Regions from separate parts of the Homo sapiens genome. Here region 2 is linked to region 1. A link is an interaction called in ENCODE POLR2A ChIA-PET data of the cell type or tissue named here. Cell type or tissue: OCI-LY7. All regions are shown on one strand. Links, peaks and the distances in the headings refer to the core of each region. The heading gives the core; the rest is flanking DNA.

The links. Peaks named below come from ENCODE experiments on the same cell type or tissue, not always from the same donor. Only the 100,000 strongest peaks of a DNase experiment are listed, where the experiment ranks them.
Region 2: POLR2A ChIA-PET joins it to region 1 with 9 read pairs; 15 of 35 experiments call an interaction of 5 or more read pairs at or near these places.

The regions. Positions count from the first base shown.
Region 1 is chr9:93,039,677-93,044,068 of GRCh38, forward strand. No RefSeq gene overlaps it. Among named protein-coding and RNA genes, the nearest start is that of SUSD3, 17 kb to the right of the region's middle. In OCI-LY7, for the core only: no CTCF peak of the experiment used is centred there; a DNase peak (open chromatin) is centred at 1,615.
Region 2 is chr9:93,100,451-93,104,842 of GRCh38, forward strand. The region is part of intron 1 of CARD19 (caspase recruitment domain family member 19); the gene reads left to right. Among named protein-coding and RNA genes, the nearest start is that of CARD19, 6.4 kb to the left of the region's middle. In OCI-LY7, for the core only: no CTCF peak of the experiment used is centred there; no DNase peak of the experiment used is centred there.

The DNA of each region.
Region 1 (4,392 bases), core at 105-4,104:
GGGAGACTGGGATGCAGGTCAGTCCAATTCCCGCTGTGCCTGCCTCCCACCGTCCCACGGAGGCAGCAGGATCTGCAGTAGGACAGGGCCTCTGAAAAGCCACTAGCCCCCACAAGCCCCAGCCTAAGAGGGCGACTTACCCCAGAGGCCAGAGCCCAGGCCTTCGGGTGGTCCCAGCCCTGCCCTCCCTGCAGCCATGGGGGCCTCCAGAACTCTGTCTTATCACCAGCTGCCCCAGGAGCATCTCCCACTTCCCAGAATCCAAGCCCCTCTGAGCAGCCAGTTCTGGCAGTGAGTGTGCAGGAAGAAGGGTGGGCTCACCTCCCCTCGGGGTTGCTTGCTCTGTTTCTGCCAACAAACTCCCTCTGGACGATCCCTCCAGGGACATCCAGGGAGAGCTTTGGGCCCAGCCGGTGCCTGGGGGTGGCTGCATCATGACCCCACAGCCCATTCCTTCAGGCACCCACCCCAAGACACCGTACTTTCTGGGCCTCAGTAGGCAGGGCCAGCGGCGGTTGGCTCTGAAGCTGAAACACTATGTCCATGCAGGCAGCGCCTGGCACTGGGCAGGTATGGTCCAGGCCCCTCCACCCTTCCCCTCAGGACCTCCCTCTCGCGCCAGATTGAAGCAGTCATGGTTCCCCAGGGGCACCTGGTGGTCCCTGCAGCAGCTGGCTGCGACAAGAGGCCAGGCTGCTCCCTGCCCACAACATCATTCACATCGTTACTATGGGTGAAGGATTCCTCTCCATTTACTGGGGAGAAAACTGAGGTTGGGGAAAGGGAGCCACTGGAAGCCACGGGCTCCAGTGTACCTCCAGTCTACCTCCAGGGTTCCTCCCTCAGTTCCAGGGTTGTTAGATAAACCTGGAGGTCTGGGTGGGCCAAAAAGGGAGGCAGGGCAGGCCGTCGGGGAGCAGCCAGGCCCGCACCCCACATTCTATACATTCTATCCTGGAAAGCAGCCGCTTGGGCCGCCCAGCCCCAGGGCCTACCCTGCTCTCCTCACACTGCCTTGGTGGATTTCTGGGCTTGGTGCCCTGCTCCTAGGTGGGAAGCTCTGACAGAGGCTCCCACAAGCCTCCAGAAGGCTGCAGCTTAGCCAGGATGACAACTGTGTGGTCGGACAGCAGCTACATGCCATCTCCCAGCTGTCAGGCTCCATGGCCCTTGAACCCCTTGTGTACTAAGGCCCCTTCCAGCTGGGCCACAGGAGGTGCAGGCCTTAGTGCTGCCTTGGACGTGAGTGTTCCCGGGGTCCCTGACGGCAGCAGCCTGCCCACTTCCACGCGTCTGTCCTTGCTCCCTTGGGGCCTCCTCCCACCCTGGTTGACGGATGCCCAGTACTGGCCCCAGGCTGGACTCAACCCTCCCTGTCTAGCCAGGGTGGGGCAAACACAAGGCTGTGCCCTGGAGGCTTGGGGACAGCAATGGGTATCATCACCTAAGAGAGAAAGAGCTAGAGGCTGGGTGTGTGTCAGCTGAGCCCCGAATTTCTGGAAAGTCAAGGTGTTTCAGGAAGCAGACTCCACCTCTTGGGATCCCGTGACTTGACCCAAGCCAATCAGCATCCTCATTCCCTTGGCCACAGTGATTGGTCTGCATGGTCACATGACCCAAGATGGCCTCCCCACCCCTTGATGGCAGGAGGGAGCCTGGCTGCTGAGCTTGGGCAGCCATCTTGGAACTGGAAGAGCCTCCCAATGAGGCCCAAACAGAGGTTGGAGGAAGTCAGATCTCTGGTTTCATCTAGAGTAGTTACATGAGTCAATAAATTTCACGTGGAGTCAGGTTTTCTGCCAACTGCTGTCCTTGTCCACCCAGCCACTGTGTTGCAGGGATCAGCCTCTGCTCTCCAAAATTCCTGCCTTGGCCATATTTCCCCCACCCAGCATCCAGGCTTATAGCATCTCTTCCTCTTTTCTGCCGGGGCCAGGCCTGGCCCCCTTGGAGAGCTCAGTCTTCAGTGCCCCAGTGCTGTCCACTATAAATTCTACACAAAACTTCCTCATGAATCTCCATCTCAGAAAGGAAGCTTGGCTTTCCCTTTACCTTATCAAAACTCACGTAAATTATTCACCCCCAGCCAGGCATGGTGGCTCACGCCTGTAATCCCAGCACTTTGGGAGGCCAAGGCAGGCGGATCACCTGAGGTCAGGAGTTTGAGACCAGCCTGGCCAACGTGGTGAAATCTCATCTCTACTAAAAACACAAAAACATCATCCAGGCGTGGTGGTGGATGCCTATAATCCCAGCTACTCAGGAGGCCGAGGCAGGAGAATTGCTTGAACACAGGAGGTGGAGGTTGCAGTGAGCCGAGATTGCACCACTGCACTCCAGTCTGGGCAACAAAGCAAGACTCCATCTCAGAAAAAAAAAAAAAAAAGATCCACCCCTTCCAACAACATCTGTCCCAAAGAGACATTGAAAAACTGCTGACACCTGAATAGCCCATTCACATTTAAGAAAAATCATGGCCGGGTGCGGTGGCTCACGCCTGTAAAGCACTTTGGGAGGCCAAGGCAGGCGGATCATGAGGTCAAGAAATCAACACCATTCTGGCCAACATGGTGAAACAACCTCATCTCTACTAAAAATACAAAAATTAGCTGGGTATGATGGCATGCGCCTGTAGTCCCAGCTACTCAAGAGGCTGAGGCAGGAGAATCACTTGAACCTGGGAGGCAGAGGTTGCAGTTAGCCGAGATCACACCACTGCACTCCAGCCTGGCGACAGAGTAAGACTCCGTCTCAAAAAAAAAAAAAAACAAACAAAAAAAAAAAAACAAGAAAAGAAAAATTATATTGGGGTATAGTCTCAAAGCACCCCTCTTCCCGGAGTCATGAAATGAATATTTTGCTCTGTGAGACAACAGGATTCTCTCCTCTGCCCTCAACAAAACCTCACAGGAAAGGGCTACTGCCCTCACCTGCATGGAGAGAAGGACCGTGCAGCTCAGCATGGGGAGGCCATGCCTTAGGCGTGTTCTCCTAGTAGCAGGCCCTGCTATGTAGATTTCAATGCAAGGAGTTTATTTGGGAAGTGATCTAGGAAACCGAATAGGGGAGTGGAGATTGAGGCAGAGAAAGGCTGAAAGCCTTTCAAGGTACAGTGTGTTGAATAATGTCACCTCCAAATTCATGTCCATCCAGAACCTCAGCACATGGCCTGATTTGGAAATAAGATGCAATTCATTAAATTAAGATGAGGTCACTGTTTGTGACTTAAGTGAGGCATTTAGGTTAGGTTCGGTTTAGTCAGTGGGGGACCTCAGACCAAAATGGCAAAAGGATTGAGTTTCTAATTCACAAAGCCCAGGGAGCAGAGGGCAGCATGGTTCACAAGGCCCATGGGAAGGGGAGGGGACGTCTGGGACATATGTGCTCAGCAGCAGGTAAGGAGAAAAAGAGAGGGATCTGGGGGCCAAAGTCTTTACTGGGGTCCAGGGTGTTACCTACGTGCGTTTCCCGAGTCAGGGGCTCATTGGTTGATTTAAAGGGAGTGTGAGGGTAAGCACTGGAACTTGGCTACACTGTCAAGTTCACCAGACTTAAAGCAGAAGTAAGGTGACCCTGCAGTACAAAGTATGAGACCTTATCTATCCAAAATGCAAAAACAGGAACTGCATGGAGACTGTGTCAAAATATGTACGTCAGGTGTGACAAGCCAGGGACAGGACAAGATGGATGCTGAGGCAGCATTAATATGAATGAGAGTTATAACAGCCATATTGGATTAGGAAAGGCCCTAAATCCAATGATTTTTGCCCCTATAAGAAGAGGAGAGGGCCGGGTGCAGTGGTTCACACCTGTAATCCCAGCACTTTGGGAGGCCGGGGGGGGTGGGGTGGATCATGAGGTCAGGAGATCGAGACCAGCCTGCCCAGCATGGTGAAACCCCATCTGTACTAAAAATACAAAAATTAACTGGTGTGGTGGTGCATGGCTGTAGTCCCAGCTACTCGGGAGGCTGAGGCAAGAGAATCGTTTGAACCCAGGAAGTGGAGGTTGCAATGAGCCAAGATTGCACCACTGCACTCCAGCCTGGGCAACAGAGCAAGACTCTGTCTCAAAAAAAAAAAAAAAAAAAAAGAAGAGGAGAGATACACTCAGGGAAGAAGGCCATGGGACAGCAGAGGCAGAGAGTAGAGTGATGCCTCTACAAGCCAAAGAATATCAAGGATTTCTGGGAGTCACCAGAGACTAGGAAGAGGCAAGGAAGGATCCTCCTCCCCTAGAGCATTCAAAACGGTCTTGGCCCTACCAACACCTTGATTTTAGACTCCTGGCCTCCAGAACTGTGAGAGAATTAATTTGTACAGTAGCCCTAGAAAACTAATACAGATTTTGTACCAGGAAGTGAGGTGCTGCTGTGACAAATTTTTGAAAATA
Region 2 (4,392 bases), core at 194-4,193, 61 kb after region 1:
AGGCGTGAGCCACCGCGCCCAGCCTTCATTTCTTTTTAGCACTGAATAATATTCGTTGTATGGATAAACCAGAGTTTATTTATCCATTTACATTTTTTGTGAGAAAATATATGGAAACATAACATTTACCTTCTTACCCATTTTTTCAGTGTACACTTCAGTGATACTAAATACACTCACAGTGTTGTGTAGTCATCACCACTGGCCATTTCCAGAACTTCTTTATCATCCCAAACAGAAATTTTGTACCCGTTAAACAATAACTCCCCTTTCTCCTTCTGCCCACACCTCCTGGTAATCTGTATTCTATTTTCTGTCTCTATGAATTTGACCCCTCTAAGTACTTCATATAATTGGAATCATATAATATTTGTCCGTTTGTGCCTTGTTTATTGCACTTAGCATAATGTTTTCAAGGTTCGTCCATGTTGTAACATCCACGTATCATAATTTCCTTCCTTTTTAGGGCTGAGTAATATTCCATTGTACATAGGTATATACCACATTTTGATAATTCATTCGTCTTTTGGTGAACATTTGCACTATTTCCATCTTTTGGCTATTTTGAATAGTGCTGCTATGAAAACCAGTGTGCAAGTATCCATTTGAGTTCCTGCATTTATTTATTTATTTATTTATTTATTTGAGACAGAGTCTCACTTTGTTGCCCAGGCTGGAGTACAGTGGTGTGATCTTGGCTTAGTGCAACCTCCGCCTCCTGGGTTCAAGTGATTCTCGTGCCTCAGCCCCCTGAGTAGCTGGCACTACAGGCGAGTGCCACCACGCCTGGCTAGCTTTTTGTATTTTTAGTAGAGACGGGGCTTCGCCATGTTGGCCATGCTGGTCTTGAGCTTCTGACCCCAAGCGATCTGCCCACCTCAGCCTCCCAAAGTGCTGGGATGACAGGTGTGAGCCACCACCCTCGACTGAGTTCCTGCTTTTTGTTTTCTAGGGTACATACCTAGAAGTAGAATTTCTGGATCACACGGTAATTCTTTTTTTTTTTTTTGAGACGGAGTCTCACTGTCGCCCAGGCTGGAGTGCAGTGGCATGATCTTGGCTCACTGCAACCTCTACCGTCCGGGTTGAAGCGATTCTCCTGCCTCAGCCTCCCAAGTAGCTGGGATTACAGGTACCCGCCATCACACCCAGCTAATTTTTGTATTTTTAGTAGAGACTGTGTTTCACCATGTTAGTCAGGATGGTCTCGATCTCCTGACTGCATGATCTGCCTGCCTCTGCCTCCCAAAGTGCTGGGATTACAGGTGTGAGCCACCGTGCCGGCCATCACAGGATAATTCTATGTTTAGATTTTTGAGGACCTGCCATACTGTTTTTTTCCACAGTGGCTGCACTATTTTACATTTTCACCACTAATGCCAAAGAGTTTGAATTTCTCCATATCCTCACCAACATTTGTTATATTAATATATAGCTATCCTAATGAGTACGAAGTGATATCTCATTGTGGTTTTTATTTGAATTTCCTTAATGACTAATGATGAGCATTTTTTTTTTTTTTTTAATTTGAGACCAAGTCTCGCTCTGTTTCCCAGACTGGAGTGCAGTGGCGCCATCTCGGCTAACTGCAACTTCCACCTCCTGGGTTCAAGCAATTCTCCTGCCTCAGCCTCCCAAGTAGTTGGGATTACAGGCACGCACCACCATGCCCGACTAATTTTTGTATTTTTAGTAGAGACAGGGTTTCTCCATGTTGGCCAGGCTGGTCTCGAACCCCTGACCTTAGGTGACCTCAGGTCATCTGCTCCCCTTAGCCTCCCAAAGTGCTGGGATTACAGGTGTGAGCCACTGCACCTGGCCTGATGAGCATTTTTTTGTGTGCTTGATGGCTAGTTGTATATTTTCTTTAGAGAAATGTCTATTCAAGTTCTTTGCCTATTTTTGAATTGGGTTCTCTGTGTCTTTTGCTGTTCAGTTGTAGGAGTTCTTTATGGAGTAAGGATACTAATCCCTTATGAGATATATGCATTGCAAATATTTCTTCCATTTATGTGAACTGTTTTTTCACTTTCTTTTTTTCCACTCTTTTAATTAAAAATAGGGTTTAATTCTAGACTCTCTTATTCTATGCCAGTGACCCATATGTGTGTCTTTATGATAGTACCACATTGTTTTCATTATTGTATATTTTTACACTAAGTTTGGAAAGCAGGAAATATGAATCCTCCAACCCTGTTGTTGTTTTTTTTTTTTTTTAAGATTTTTGTTGTTGGCTATACAGGTATCTTGAAATTCTATATGAGTTTTGGGGTGGGTTTTTCTATTTCTGCAAAAAACACTTAAGATTTTGATAGGGATTGCATCGAATCTGTAGATTGCTCTGGGTAGTGCTTGCAGCAATGTTTTGTGGCTTTCAGTGTACAAGATTTTTGCCTTCTTGATTAAATTTTTTCCTAAGTATTTTATTCTTTTCAATGCTATTATAAATTGAGTTGTTTTCTTAATTTTTGGATTGTTCATTGTTAGTATGTAGAGATGAAATATTTTTGTGTGTTGATTTTATATCTTGCAACCTTGCTGCATGCTTTTAATTAGCTCTAACTTTAAAGAAAAAGATTTTAGGGTTTTCTATATATAAAATCATGTCATCTGTGAACAGAGAAAATTTTACTTCTTCCTTTACAATTTGGATGCCTTTTATTCCCTTTTCCTTTTTTTGCCTAATTGCTCTAGTTAGGACTGCTAGTACTATGTTGAATAGAAGTGGTAAGAGCAGACATCTTTATCTTGTTCCTGATCTTAAGAAGCTTTCGGTCTTTCACCGTTAAGGTATGATGTTAGCTGTGGGCTTTTCATATAAAAATGTCCTTCAATATATGAGGTGGGATGGTTCCAGGAATCCCCTCAAAATAATCTGAGGATGTTCAAATCCCTTATATAAAGTGCTATAATATTTGCACCTATACACATCCTTCCATATATTTTAAATTATCTCTAGGTTACTTATAATACCTAACACAATGTAAATGCTATGTAAATCGTTGTTGTACTGTATTTTTAAAACTTGTATTTTTTTGGTTGTATTGTTATTTTGTATTGCTTTTCCCCAAATATTTTATATCTGCTGTTGATTTAATCCCTGGATATGGAAACTGCAGAGATAGAGTGCCAACTCTATGGCCTTTATCATGTTGATGAAATTTCCTTCTGTATTAGTCCATTTTGTGCTGCTATAACAGAACACTTGAAACTGGGGAATTTATAATGAGCAGAAATTTATAGGCTCATGCTTCTAGAGTTTTGGAAGTCCAAGATCAGGGAGCTAGCATCTGGTGAGGGTCTTCTTGCTGTGTTATCCCATGGTGGAAGGCAGAAGGGCTAGAGAGAATGAGAGGGAGCAAGAGAGGAAGAAAACAAATTTGAAACTTCAAGCCCTTTTATAATTGGCATTAATCCCTTCAAGACAGTAGAGCCCTCATGACCTACATACCTCCCATTAGGTTCTATCTCTCAGTACTGTTACTTTGAGGATTAGGTTTCCAATACATGCTTGTTGACACATTCAAACCATAGCATCTTCTAGACCTAATTAATTGAATATTTATATCAAGAAAGAATGATGACATTTATCAAATGCTTTTTCTATGTCAACTGAAATGGCCATGTATTTTTTCCTTCATTCTATTAATGTGGTATATTTCATTGATTGATTTTTGATTTGTACATGTTAAACCATCCTTGTATTCCAGGAATAAATCAATGTATACTTCTTTTAATATGCTGCTGAATTTGATTTGCTGGATTTTATTAATTTTTCCATCAATATTCATAAAGAGTATTGGTCTGTAGTGTTCTTTTCCATTTTTCTTTTTTCACAGAGACAAGGTCTTGCTGTATTGCCCAAGTGTGGTCTTGAATTCCTGGCATCAAGTGACTCTTCTGCCTCTGTCTCCCAAAGTGGTTTTCTTTTCTTGAAGTGACTTTGTCTGATTTTGGTATCAGGGTAAAGCTGACCTCATAGAATTAGTTATGAAGTGTTCTCTCGTCTTCAGTTTTTTTTGTAAGTTTGAGAAGGATTGGTATTAGTTCTTCTTTAAATGTATGGTAGAATTAACCAGCAAAGCTATATTAGTTCTTCTTTAAATATATGGTAGAATTAACCAGCAAAGCTATCTGGTCCTGAGCTTTTCTTTCTTGGGACATTTTTGATTACTGATTTAATCTTACTAGTTATTGGTCAGATTTTCTATTTCTTCACAGTTCCGTTTTGGTAGATTGTGTTTTTAGGAATGTTTTCATTTTATTTACGTTATCCAATTTATTGGTATACAAATGTTCATAGTATTCTCTTATATTCCTTTTTATTTCTGTAAAGTTCATGGTAATGTCCTACTTTTATTCCTGATACTAGTAATTTGAGTCTTCTTTTTC